Regions from separate parts of the Mus musculus genome. Here all the other regions are linked to region 1. The links are chromatin contacts, found by Hi-C or POLR2A ChIA-PET in ENCODE. All regions are on one chromosome and are shown on one strand. Each heading gives the region's core, a stretch centred on a gene start or an enhancer-like site at or near the end of the contact. The rest is flanking DNA. Distances are from core to core; before and after follow the strand shown.

What was found. A loop is a pair of places that touch in the nucleus more often than their neighbours do. ChIA-PET counts read pairs that join two places held with the same protein, here RNA polymerase II (POLR2A).
Region 2: a loop to region 1 is called in a map of T-helper 2 cell, with 6 times the contacts of the local background. The contact joins the promoter of Lsm4 here to the promoter of Gtpbp3 in region 1. A Hi-C loop is called at or near these places in 1 of 37 maps with a recorded cell type or tissue (T-helper 2 cell). POLR2A ChIA-PET finds 5 or more read pairs at or near these places in 1 of 5 experiments (embryonic stem cell).
Region 3: a loop to region 1 is called in a map of heart, with 2.4 times the contacts of the local background. The contact joins the promoter of Rpl18a here to the promoter of Gtpbp3 in region 1. A Hi-C loop is called at or near these places in 3 of 37 maps with a recorded cell type or tissue (heart and regulatory T cell). POLR2A ChIA-PET finds 5 or more read pairs at or near these places in 1 of 5 experiments (embryonic stem cell).

The regions. Positions count from the first base shown.
Region 1 is chr8:71,486,479-71,490,342 of GRCm38, forward strand. Gtpbp3 (GTP binding protein 3) reads left to right here and starts at 2,250. Exons shown (of 9, transcript NM_032544.4): 1 at 2,250-2,362; 2 at 2,593-2,840; 3 at 2,950-3,036; 4 at 3,857-3,864. The coding sequence starts at 2,310.
Region 2 is chr8:70,671,332-70,675,195 of GRCm38, forward strand. Lsm4 (LSM4 homolog, U6 small nuclear RNA and mRNA degradation associated) reads left to right here and starts at 1,900. Exons shown (of 5, transcript NM_015816.4): 1 at 1,900-2,126. The coding sequence starts at 2,124.
Region 3 is chr8:70,895,627-70,899,490 of GRCm38, forward strand. Rpl18a (ribosomal protein L18A) reads right to left here and starts at 1,817. Exons shown (of 5, transcript NM_029751.4): 1 at 1,733-1,817; 2 at 507-686; 3 at 290-419; 4 at 1-83. The coding sequence starts at 1,750. Snora68 (small nucleolar RNA, H/ACA box 68) reads right to left here and starts at 230; the gene lies at 133-230.

The DNA.
Region 1 (3,864 bases), core at 1,000-3,499:
CTTTGCACATACAGTTCAGGTTCTGAAAACATATTACTGCCCTCTGCTCCCACACAACCCTTATTACTACAATACAGCTTCCATAAAAGGATAAGGATTCAGGTGCCAAATTTATCAAATAAACACAATCTTGAGGCACTCACTGCATATAAAGGTGTTGCCACAAGTTGTACACCAATGCGGACAAGCGTCACCTCGCACACACAGATAAATGGAATAAAAGAGTCCCGCTAAAGGGCACGACTGGTGTGACTCAATCAGTAGATCGCTGGCCCAGCACGGAGCTACCAGCCCTGCACTCAAGAGGCAGAAAGATCGGGATTTCAAAGGCATCCTCAGAGGCCACATAGCAAGTTCATGATCACCCCGGGCTTCCAAGACACTGTGTCAAAAAAGGGTGGGCCAAGCTGTTGAGATGTCCCCGCGGTTAATAACACTTGTAGCTCTTCTCGAGGACCAGGGTTCGGTTCCTGCACCTACACTTGCCAGTAACTCCAGAGCCAGGGGATGCTAAATATGCCCGACACCAAAGCTTACACATCGTTAAATAACAAATAGGCCTCAAAAAATAAAGCCACTGATTAAATGAATTTCAGATATACTGGTATGTTCTGACAACTACACAAAGAAATGTTGTTTGTCTGAAACTTTTATGTTCTGGGTGATCCTAGGTGGGAAGGGAGGCTGTCAAAAGTCCAGCTTGCTGGGAAATGCTCAACCACAAAGCTAAGCCTGATACCAGATTTTTAAAGAATGTTTGTTTGTTGTGGGCAGGAGCGCTTTGGCGAGTGTATGGAGGTGAGAGGACGGACACCTGTGGAAACTGATTCTTTCCACCATGTGGGTCCAGGGGATTGAACTCAGGTCGTCAGACTTAGAAGCAAGCACCAAAACCCACAGCCCTGATCTCCCATGTTTTCCCACTTCAGAGTGGCCCACCCTGAAGTCCTGTGAGCACTTAGTAGGTAATGAGCACTTGCTCTAAACGTGTTAAGATGGAACCACGGGGGCCGGGCACTGGTGGCGCACGCTTTTAATCCCAGCACTTGGGAGGCAGAGGCAGGCGGATTTCTGAGTTCCAGGCCAGCCTGGTCTACAGAGTGAGTTCCAGGACAGCCAGGGCTACACAGAGAAACCCTGTCTCGAAAAAAACAAAACAAAAACAAACACACAAACAAACAAAAAAGATGGGACCACAGGAGATGGACAACGTCACTGTCCCTGTTTCACAGACTGAAAGTAGGGCAGATGGGAACCTGAGGGCTTTGAGACTATACTGTACCCGGCAGCACTAACTAAAGAGCGCCCGCCCGCACAAGTCGAGAACCAGAGAATTGGCAGTGCGAGGGCGCTCGCGAAGCCCCGCCCGCCCAGAACCTGGTATTCGAGCCTGCTCCTTCACCCCGCAGTTCAGTGCTGTCCCGGGTTAACCCGAAGTTAACTGGAGGCCCCAGGATGCCTATCCCGGAACACACATCGGACCTGCGGCCAACCGGGACCCCGAAGAGGGCGGGGAAGCCAGGGCTGGAGCTGGGCTGGAACCGCCAGAAAGGCTTCCTTGCCTGGGGATGGCGCCTGGCTAAAGATACTTGCCCAGGAGCTGCAGCTGGCAAAGATGGGGTAGCGGGGATCAGTGAAGAGACACAAGAAGGGCCAGGAAGAAACTTCCCAGAAGTTTGGACCAGATTTTCCCTGACCTAGGGCGTGGCTTCTCCCGGAACTCATCCCCTGCAGTCACTAAGATGCTTTGAGTTTTCTGTCTCTAACTGGGTGTAGAATACCCCGACCCCACCTCCCTCGTGATGGTGAAAGGACAACTTGCACAAGTCTGGTCTCCTTCACTAAGCTGATCCCGGGGATAGAACTCAGATTGTCAAGTTTGGCAGCAAGTGCCTTCTGCGCTGCCTTTCATGGACTTTACAGTCGGAGCGCACACATAGCTTCTTAGCTTCTCTAAGACTACGGAATGGGCACAAGGAAAAGAAGGGCTCGAACCACCGCTGAGATATATCCTGCATTTTCTTCCTCCCACTATTGTGTCAGATACCTGTTGCTCTAGGAACCGAAAACTTTGCTCTGTGTTTCCGCGGGACACTCTTGCGTTGTACACACCCGCATCCCAACTTCGTTTCCCTTGGATCAGCCAATAGGAATCAAAATCTATAGATAGAGGGCGGGACCTCCTATAGGCGATCCAATGGTAGTTGAGAGTCGTACCGCTAAGTCACACCGCAAAGGGGCAGGACTTTCTTCCCGAACTTGAAGCCCTGCGGGAGTGTCGGCCAAGGTGCTTGCAAAATTGGAAATCCATGTGGCGTGGGCTGAGCGCCCTGGTGACCCAGGCGGCGTGGGCGCCCCTCAGGTGAGTGGCACGGACCCGCTGTCACGCGCTAGACGTTGCTTTAGGACCCAGGTTTGCCCCTGAAGTTCCAGACCCCGTTCCTCCTCCCGCAGCTGCCGTGTCTTTCCAAGCCCATCGCCTGGCCACCGCTCGTACAGCTTGGGCATCAACGGGCGACCATCCCTCCGTCCATGTTCACCCCGAGGCTCGGGTTTCTGGATGCGCTTACTCGTTTCCTTTCCGATCTCCAGGCTGTGCGCACGCTGCAGCACCAGTGCAGAGTCCTTAGTCCCCAGCAGCACCATCTTCGCACTCAGCTCCGGCCAGGGACGCTGCGCCATCGCAGTGATCCGCACCAGCGGTCCAGCTAGCGGGCTCGCGCTCCGCAGCCTCACGGCGCTCCAGGAGCCGCCTCCTGCCCGCAGAGCCTGCCTGCGCCTTCTCCGCCACCCGTGCTCCGGGGAGCCACTGGACCGCTCACTCGTCCTCTGGTTCCCAGGTGAGGGGCCGGATCCGGGAGCCCACGGCGCTCGTGTCCGGGTCTCAGTCCCCTCCAGGAGTCAGCCCGGGTCGTGCCCATCCCCTAACTCTGCTTTTTTCCATACAAGGACCCCAGAGTTTCACGGGTGAGGATTGCGTGGAGTTTCACGTACACGGAGGTCCTGCGGTGGTCAGCGGTGTCTTGCAGGCATTGGGTGAGGCTCTGTTGAGTGGCACTGTTCCTGGGGGAGACTAAAAGGTATTGGAGATAGACTGCAAAACACATTGTCATTTGGGAGAAGAGATGTATCATATTAACCCAGGCCTTCTAGATGACTCTGCCAGTAAAGGTGATTGTTGCCAAATGTGAACCCGAGTGGTGAAAGGTGAGAATTGATTCCTGCAGGCTGTCTTTTGACTTCCTGGTGTCACACACACACGCAGAGACTTCAGCATGGGGAGGACTTTGAGGAAAGCTCAGACTCAAGTGCATGTTTGGTGGTAGTTGTTTGGAGGAAGTGCTAAGTCCTATTTAGGGAGTTGATGAGTAGCTGGTACGATGTACCAGCGTACAACCAGGCTTTCTGTGATTTCTGGGTGGTGGGGATAGGGAGGGTCTTGCCTTTTCAGAAAGAATTGTGTCACCTTTACTTAATGTGTGTTCATCCAACAAGTTTGCCACAGGAAGCCCCTGATGGCCAGCACTCTGTCAGTCTGGGGCCTGCGTGTGTAATCAGCACTGATGGGGAGGGGCAACTGCAGGTGACCTCAACAGCTTGCTGGCCTGGGTTCTAAGAGAGATATCTACATCCCCCAGATGGGGTGTGGTGGTCACACCCAGTAACTGACCACTGACCCATTAGGGTCCAGCCCAAAGAATCAGTGAGCTTCCTGTGATTCCTTACAGGATCAGGGGACTCTGACGAAGTTGTGTCACCTGAAAACCCACCTGGGGTTTGGTTTGTTGCTCTGCTGGCTGTTACCTGCCATTGGATGGGGACTCAGGAGCTTAGGCCTTGTGATGCTTTCCTGCAGGTAGTGTG
Region 2 (3,864 bases), core at 650-3,149, 820 kb before region 1:
AGCCAAGCCTCCCTTGAGGGCTGACGGCAACTTTGCTGGAACTCACCCAGTCTTGCTGCAGGGGTCCAAGTTCCCCGTCATGGGCTGCTTCTTCCCTAGGTATCTCAGATCCTCACATCACAAACCCTTTGGTCCCCATCTCAGAGCTGGATTCTGGGGTGACAGATACTCTCTAATCTTAGACATGAGGTCAGCAGACCCATTGACATATTTCTCTTTTCCTTATTAGTGACAGAGTAAAGTAGACCCGGCTGTTGTTGAACTGTCCATGAAGTGGAGGATGGTCTTGAACCTGTGCTTCTCCAGCAGTGCCTCCACAGTGCTGAGATAGTGCCCATTCTGCTCAGGCGCTGCTCCTCAGCACTTACTGCTTTACTTTATTGTTAGCGGTGGGGGTGGGGGCGGGAGCTCAGGGCTTCTATCCCTCCCGCTGAGCTGCAGTCTTAGTGCGGGAGTCTCACTCCATCACTTAGAAGAGCCCTGGGGAGTGTGCCAAGGGAGTCTCCCGGGTCAGAGGATCCCAACAAGTGAACTCATCGCTAACATTCTGTACCAGGGCCTTTCAGCAGCTTGGTCAAACAGCTGTCCTGCTTGGGACAGCTCAGGGTGGAGCTCTGATTCCATAACCAGTAGCCAAAGAAAATAAAAATAAATAGAAGGGCTAGGAGATGGCTCCATGGGTAAAAATGCTTCCTGATGAGAAGGCTAGGCTGACTTCATGACAAGCTTCAAACTGGCAGTTAAGGAGAGGTGGCCTAAATCTGTTTCCAAGAACTGGCCAATTCCAGACAAGTCCAGGCCTCAGAAGCTGCCCCACCACCTGGCCTGAGGCAAGGACAATGGGTAAGCAACAGTTTCCAGACCTCCCCAGTAAGTTTCCAGCCCCCGCAGCCCTGCCATGGAACGTCCATAGAGATGGACCTCACAGATTAACATAGAGGTCACCTGCCCCGGAATTTCCTAATGTGCTTTAAATCAAACCTCCAAGTTAACATGGGTGTCTATTTTGGTAATTCGAGACTCCAGCATGCTCAACTTCTGCATAATAAGACACTCTTTGAGTTTTCATACTATTTGAGTCCGGAATATCATTCTTTGGCACCCCTACTGGGCAAGCATGAGAACCTGAATTTGTAGCTCAAGAAGACACATTAAACCATGGTGGTGCACACCTGCAATCCCAGCACTCACTAGGATCTCTGGAAGGTCGATACCAGCCTGGTCTACATTGTGTGTTCAAGGCCAGCTAGGGATGTACAGAGAAACACTATGTTCCTCCCAAAATGATAATGATTTTTTTTAAAGCAAGGATTAAAGCTTGATGGCCCACAGTGGCCATCCAGCAGTGGAGAAGCCGAGTCGGGGTCTAATGCAAGTTCATGATCGGCTAGCTTCAGCTGCCACAGAAGCCCATCTCAAAACAGGAAAATCCCAGAGATTTGTTTTCACTTCCTGTCGCCAGGGAACGCCAGACCTGCCGTTCGTGTTCAAAGATTCTATTTGAGTTGGTAAAGACAAAGAGATCCATAAGGGCAAGAATGGAAGGCTAGAGCTGGGCAGTGGTGGCGCACGCCTTTAATCCCAGCACTTGGTGGGCAGAGGCAGGCGGATTTCTGAGTTCGAGGCCAGCCTGGTCTAGAGTGAGTTCCAGGAACAGCCAGAGCTACACAGAGAAGCAATGTCTCGAAAACAAAACAAAACAAAACAAAGAATGAAAGGCTAGGAGCGCAAAATAGGCACCGCGCGACTCGCATGCATTAGCCAGCTTCGCCCACAGTGTGGCGCCGAATTAGGCGCCGAACCAGATCCAGGAGAGCACCTCTGCGCAGGCGCCCTTTCCCAACATACACCCCGTAGTGGGCGTAACTTGTGCTGCGGCCTTTTGCGTCGTTCTAGTGTCGCACTTTACGGCTACCTCTCAATCCCACCGTAGAAATACGGTGAGGCCGTCCGTCTTGTTCCGTAGGTACCGCCCTAGCCCGTCCCGATTGGATAGATGTCCGTTGAGCTGCTCGCTGATTGGTCATAGTTTCTGCCAGTCTTTTTCAGTCTGGGGCGCGCGGTGGGCCGCCGGTGGGAGCGCGTGTGTCTGTGCCGCGGCGGAAGTTATCGCTGCAGGGAAGATGGTGAGGGCCGCGAGGCGGAGGGGCGCGCGCAGGGTCTTCGGGCTGCTGAGAGATGGGGGAAACTGAGGCCGGAGTGACCGGTGTCCCTCCAGGGCCCCAGACGGTCACCGTTGGGGATTTATCTCTTGATGGACACGGTTTTTGCGACCGGAAGAGGGACTATGATCGTTTCCGGGGCTTGTCACCGTCATTGATAGGAAAGCTGCGTTTCCGGGAAATGGGCGGGCTTAATGGCTCACGTGGGCTTCGTTGCCCTCTTGATGCTTATCTGGTGTCTGACCTCAGCTGCCCACGCCTTTGGCTGGAAATCCAGCTCAGAGAGCGGGTTGATTCTCTCCCTGGGACACACAGCATGTCTTGCTCAGGAAGAAAGGATTTTTTTTTTCTCCTAGTTTAGGCTCAGGCCTCCTCAGTTTGGGGACTCTTAGACCTGGCATAAACAAGTAAAGGAGGCCAGGTTTCCCCCTGCTCTGTCGAGGGGCGCGTTGGCCTAAGTGAGGAGAGCCACATATTCCCATCTCCCCAGTTCTTGATGGTAGGATATTTGGTTTGTTTTTTGGTTAGGCTTTCTGATCTGAACTGACATAATCCAGGCTAACCTCAAACTCCTGATCCTCTTGCTTCAGTCACTGGAGTATGGAAAGGACACGTGTATACTCCACATTTGAGTCAGGATGTGAGGCAGGGTCTCATATAGCCCAGGCTGCCTTTGAACTCCATTTGTATACATGCATCACTGTGAACTCCTGACCCTGCCTTTACTCCAGAATGACCCTGGGTTTTGTGGTGCAGGAACTCTAGGCCTAACACATGCTAGGTAAGCACTCCCCACTGGGTGTACCCTGAGCCTTCCTGAAGGGATGGCCAGGTGCGTCCAGGACTGGACACCCACCTCATGCAGGTGCGCACAGACACTCCCATATCTCTGCGGTCAGGCTGGTACAGGAGTGTCCCAGCTGAACATTCCTGAACTCAGAGCCCTAGACTTGGTTCTTTAGCTATCTCATCTACACACTGGATCCCAGAGAGTCTGGATGATGGCTGAGAAGGAATTTCCCTTCCTGGAACTGGCTCCTCTAATGGGAGGTGCTGGGACTGGATTCCAGAACGGGTGGCTATAACACCTGCAGCTGCTCTGTGTAAAGCTATGTCTCCTCCACTCAAAAGCCTGTGACTATCCCAGCTCCAGCCTCCCTGTCTGCCCTGGCCCATTTCACTCTGAGCTTTTTCTTCCTTCATTTTGGGGAGACATTCCTAATTACTTCTTTCATTCCTCTCTCCCACTGCACACACAGTAGGGGAGTGGGGGGTTGTGGTGGCCTGTCCCTACACCACACTTTTCTTACCTGTGGCACTGGACAGGATGCACCTGTGCTGGGTGTCCCCACCCCTGCGTGTTCAGCAAGTGTTTACTGCTCCTCCCTGCTGCAGCAGAGCCCACGCCCACACTGACCTTGTGTCTAGCCAGGGAGACTGATGCTAATCACCCATAATTAGAGAGCGGCTTCAGCTGCTGAGCTGGAAACAGGCTGGCAGCCTAGGGTGGCCATTAGGGTCCTGACCACAGGAGGGGACATGCTCAGCAGGATTGGGCAGAGAGTCTAGGGAAGGGCACCCTGGGTGGTGGCTGGGGCCCTGGCAGGAGGAACGAAAGTTGAGCAGTAAGGCTGGACCTTGCCATCGCTGCCTCCAGGCTGTGCTGGGCCATAGCAGTTCCGGAAGAGCTTTGTGTGCCTCT
Region 3 (3,864 bases), core at 567-3,066, 590 kb before region 1:
GCACTTGCCAGCTGCAATCTCTTCCACCTTCATGATCTGGATGGAGTGGGCACGGGCACGGTGTCGGGCACCCATGTCTCGGTCTGTGGAAAGAAAAGAAAATCAGCCCCAGCCACCCAGAATGCCCCCACATTCTGTAGAGCCTACTGATTCACTCTGGGGGGCACTGCACAGCCCCCCAAAGGCGACGAAGCCCCTTTGCTGTGTGCACCACTATTTAAACAGCCGCTACAGGCAGCGACAGTTCTTGGGTTGGGTGCCAGAAATTGGCAGAGGGTTGGAGACTCACAGCACTGTGTGACTGCACCAGCAGTGGTCAGGTCCCTGTACTCCCGATACATGTTGTGTGTGCCACTGCGGGAGTCATAGCGCAGCCAGATGCCAAAGTTCTTCACACGCAGGGGTGACTTCTCAAACACCTGTGGGGAGTAGGGAGGACATGAGGAGTGCTGCCCTGGCTCTGATGGTACCCAGCGACCGGCATCCTGTGGGGCCCCAGACCTCACCTGTCCGCAGTACACAATTTCCCCGGATGACTTCTTCATCTTCTTCAGCTGTGACACAAAGTACCAGAAGCGGGACTTGGCCACCACATGGTTGGGTGCAAAGATTCGCATACGGTACAGTGGTGGTGTGTGGCATTTTGGGGTTGGCAAGCAGCGCCCCACCACCTTGTACTCCCGAAGCTGAAAGACATGTCAGGAGAGAAAGTTGTCTATGTGGGGGAGGGGTGTGGAGGCAGAGCCGGCCTGAGATTCAGTCCTCCCACAGGCAGGGGTGTCCAAAGTGGGCTCATACACTCGAGCCCAGTGTGAGGCAAGTCAGAAGGCTTGTGCTCCGCTACGAAGCTGCCTCAGGGTCTACATGTGGCAGGCTGCTCTGCTCTCCCTGAAACTCCAGGCCAAGATGGCAAAGGTGGCTCACGTCTTTAATCCCAGAGCAGGAAAAAGGCCATTTGTTCTACAGAGAAACTGTCTCTGGATTGGGACTAATTGACGATTCCAGACTAGCTTTTCACCAAGAGTCCGAAGGATTGTGTCCAACACACCGGGGCCAGTATGAGATCCGGCACCCTAGGCTACCGTCAGCCAGCCTTTAGAACTAGCTAAGGATGATTCTAGCGACGCTCTGCTTCGATTTCAAGTGCCGAGATAAGTGGCAGCAGGCTCGGTGTAGCCAGCGCTGGGGACAGGCCGCAAGCTTACCAAATGCTCTCTAAACCTAAGGCGGGCCGCGTGTCCACTCCAGTCTAAATAGACCAGGTTAGCTTTAAACCTCATAAGAGACTAAAACAAGCCAGCCGGGCGTGGTGTCACACGCCTTTAATCCCAGCACTCAGGAGGCAGAGGCAGGCGGATTTCTGAGTTCGAGGCCAGCTTGGTCTACAGAGTGAGTTCCAGGACAGCCAGGGCTACAGAGAAAACCCTGTCTCGAAGGAAAAAAAGACTAAAAGAACCACGGGGCTAGATTTGGCAACGAAAAGGAGTGTAACGCTGATATACACGAAAAGGCGGAGGGCCTTCCGGTGCACCCCGATCTAACCCGCTCCGTCCTCGGCCGCCCAGCACGCGGCGGCCGCCATGTTGGCCGCAAGGAGGCTGTGGGCGAGGAGAGCTGCCCGTAACCGCTGAGGGACCCTCGCGACGAACGCACCACCACCCCGGAGGACACAGCCAACCCGAGCGGCCCTGCCGCCAACGCCGCACCTTTTGCCCCGCCGCGGCCTCCTTACCGTGCCCGAGGCCTTCATGGCACTGCGCACTCGTTCACCGCCAGTCACAAAAGGAAGTGTTGTCTTTCGCGCAGGCTCTCACCATGGTCTCTGACGGAAGTCCCGCCCTCCTGATGCGGTGCTTCCATTGGGTACAGCTAGTAGCGGTCTAAGTTCTTGGCTTTTTTATTGGGTACCGATCAGCTACGTATAAGTCCCGCCTCTCTTCACGGAGACTACAGTTCCCAGAGAGCAGCGCGACGGGCCTTTGCAAGTTTCTCCCGGGACGCCCCATCGTCGTGCGCGAGGGATCCTGGGAGTCTACGCGTAATCGTGGTTCCTAGTTAGATTCCGGATTTTTAGTTCTCTCTGTCTCTCTCTTTTTTCATCTTTTTCTTCCCACTTTCTACATCATCCTTCTGTGTATCTACCCATCTATGACCCATCATCCATCTTTTTTATTTGCTTGCACCACCTTCGTGTCTGGTGCCTCGGAGGCCCGCAGAGGGCGTCAGTTCCTCAGTGCTGGAGTTAAAAGTTGTGAGGTGAATGCTGGGAATCGATCCCTGTATGTGCTCTTAGCTACTGCTGTTCTCTCTCCAGCCCCATCTATCTTTTTCTCTGTCATTAGTTTGGTTTGTTTGTTTGTTTTTTACTGTTTATTGAGATAATGTAGCCCAAACTAGCCTGTAACTCACTGTAATTCTCCTGCCTCTTCCTAGTTCTTGGGATGCTGGAGTGTGCCACCTGCCAGCCCACGTAACTATTTTCTTTATAGAATTGTATCAGAGCTGTGTCACTCTGTCTTAACTTTGTCATTTTCCTGGCCAGGTCCTGTACCTGAAGGCGACAATATCCGCCGTGTGTTTCCGCTAATGGCCACTAGGTGGCGAGCGCGTTTTTTGGCTCAGCCGCAACGCAATGCAATGCTGGGATGTGTGCTTCTAGGTCCCCCATTTCCATTGTGCTCAGGCGCATTCAAGTGTGATCCCTCAGTTTCCCCAGCCGCATTAACACTCCCCGTCCCATAAGATAGTTGTAAGATTTAGAAATTGGGCGTGGTGTTGCATGCCTGAGGTCTTACAAATGGGAGAGTGAGCCAGGAGGCTCAGGAAAGATGGCCTTGGCTACACAGAAAGATCTCATCTTACAGCCTTCCCACCCCAAAATAAACAGCTTAATAACATGTCGGTGTGCAATGGGCAGGCTAGGACACAGTCCACCTCTGCTGGAACACATTGCTCCAACCTGTGTTCTGGAGGCTGCTGAAGTGGGGTAGATACATTCTGTAAGATGCAGGACAGATGCTGGGGTGCAAGCTGTGCCCTGAGAGGGCACAGGGAAAGGAATGGAGAAACAGCTGTGTGAGGAAAAAGTTGGTATCCACAGGCCCAGCCTTAACCTTGGTCTGGGCTTTGATGTAAATTCAGAGTTTACAAGACCCTCAGCTGGGTGAACAGGACAGGTGCTGGCGGTTCAGTTTCACTTCCTGCTTTGCAGATGCCCCCCTTGGCCTCTCCTGAGTGGCGACAGGCTCTAGCCTTAACAGACCTCCTCTCCAAATGGCTCCTCTCCTAGGGGCTATGAAGAATCCCAGCAGGGCCACCTGTTGGTAAGACCTCAGGTTTCTGTCACAACAGCCCTGTCACCACAGGCTAGTGAGTATTCTGGACTTTGAGGTCCACTGACTGGCTTGTCCCCTGTGCCTTTGTTCTTCTGCAGTACACCTGTTAATCTGGGATCTCAGGCCACCTGCTTTTATCCCTCAGTCCCTAGGCAGAGATGTCCCTGCCTTAGTAACTTCAGTCCTGTGCCTTGCAGAACTAGGCAGGATATTGTAACCAGTCCTCAGACCCTAAAATGCCTTCAGACCCTAAACTACCTAGTACCCTGGGTTTCCCTTGTCTGCAACAGGCCTTACACTCTGAGGAGGAACAGACCCAGACATCTGATCCTCAGTACAAAGGACATTTATTTATCCCCCCAGGGACAAGCAGGGGTGGGGGGAGCTGCCTCTGGATTGGGCATAGCAGGTGCTTCTGCAGGAGTGGGTTTTAAGGAGAAAAAGGGAAGTCTGTGCTAGGGTGACTAGGTAAGTCCTGATTAGACAGATCAGCTAGTGTAGACAAATAATGACTTTTGATAGCTGGACC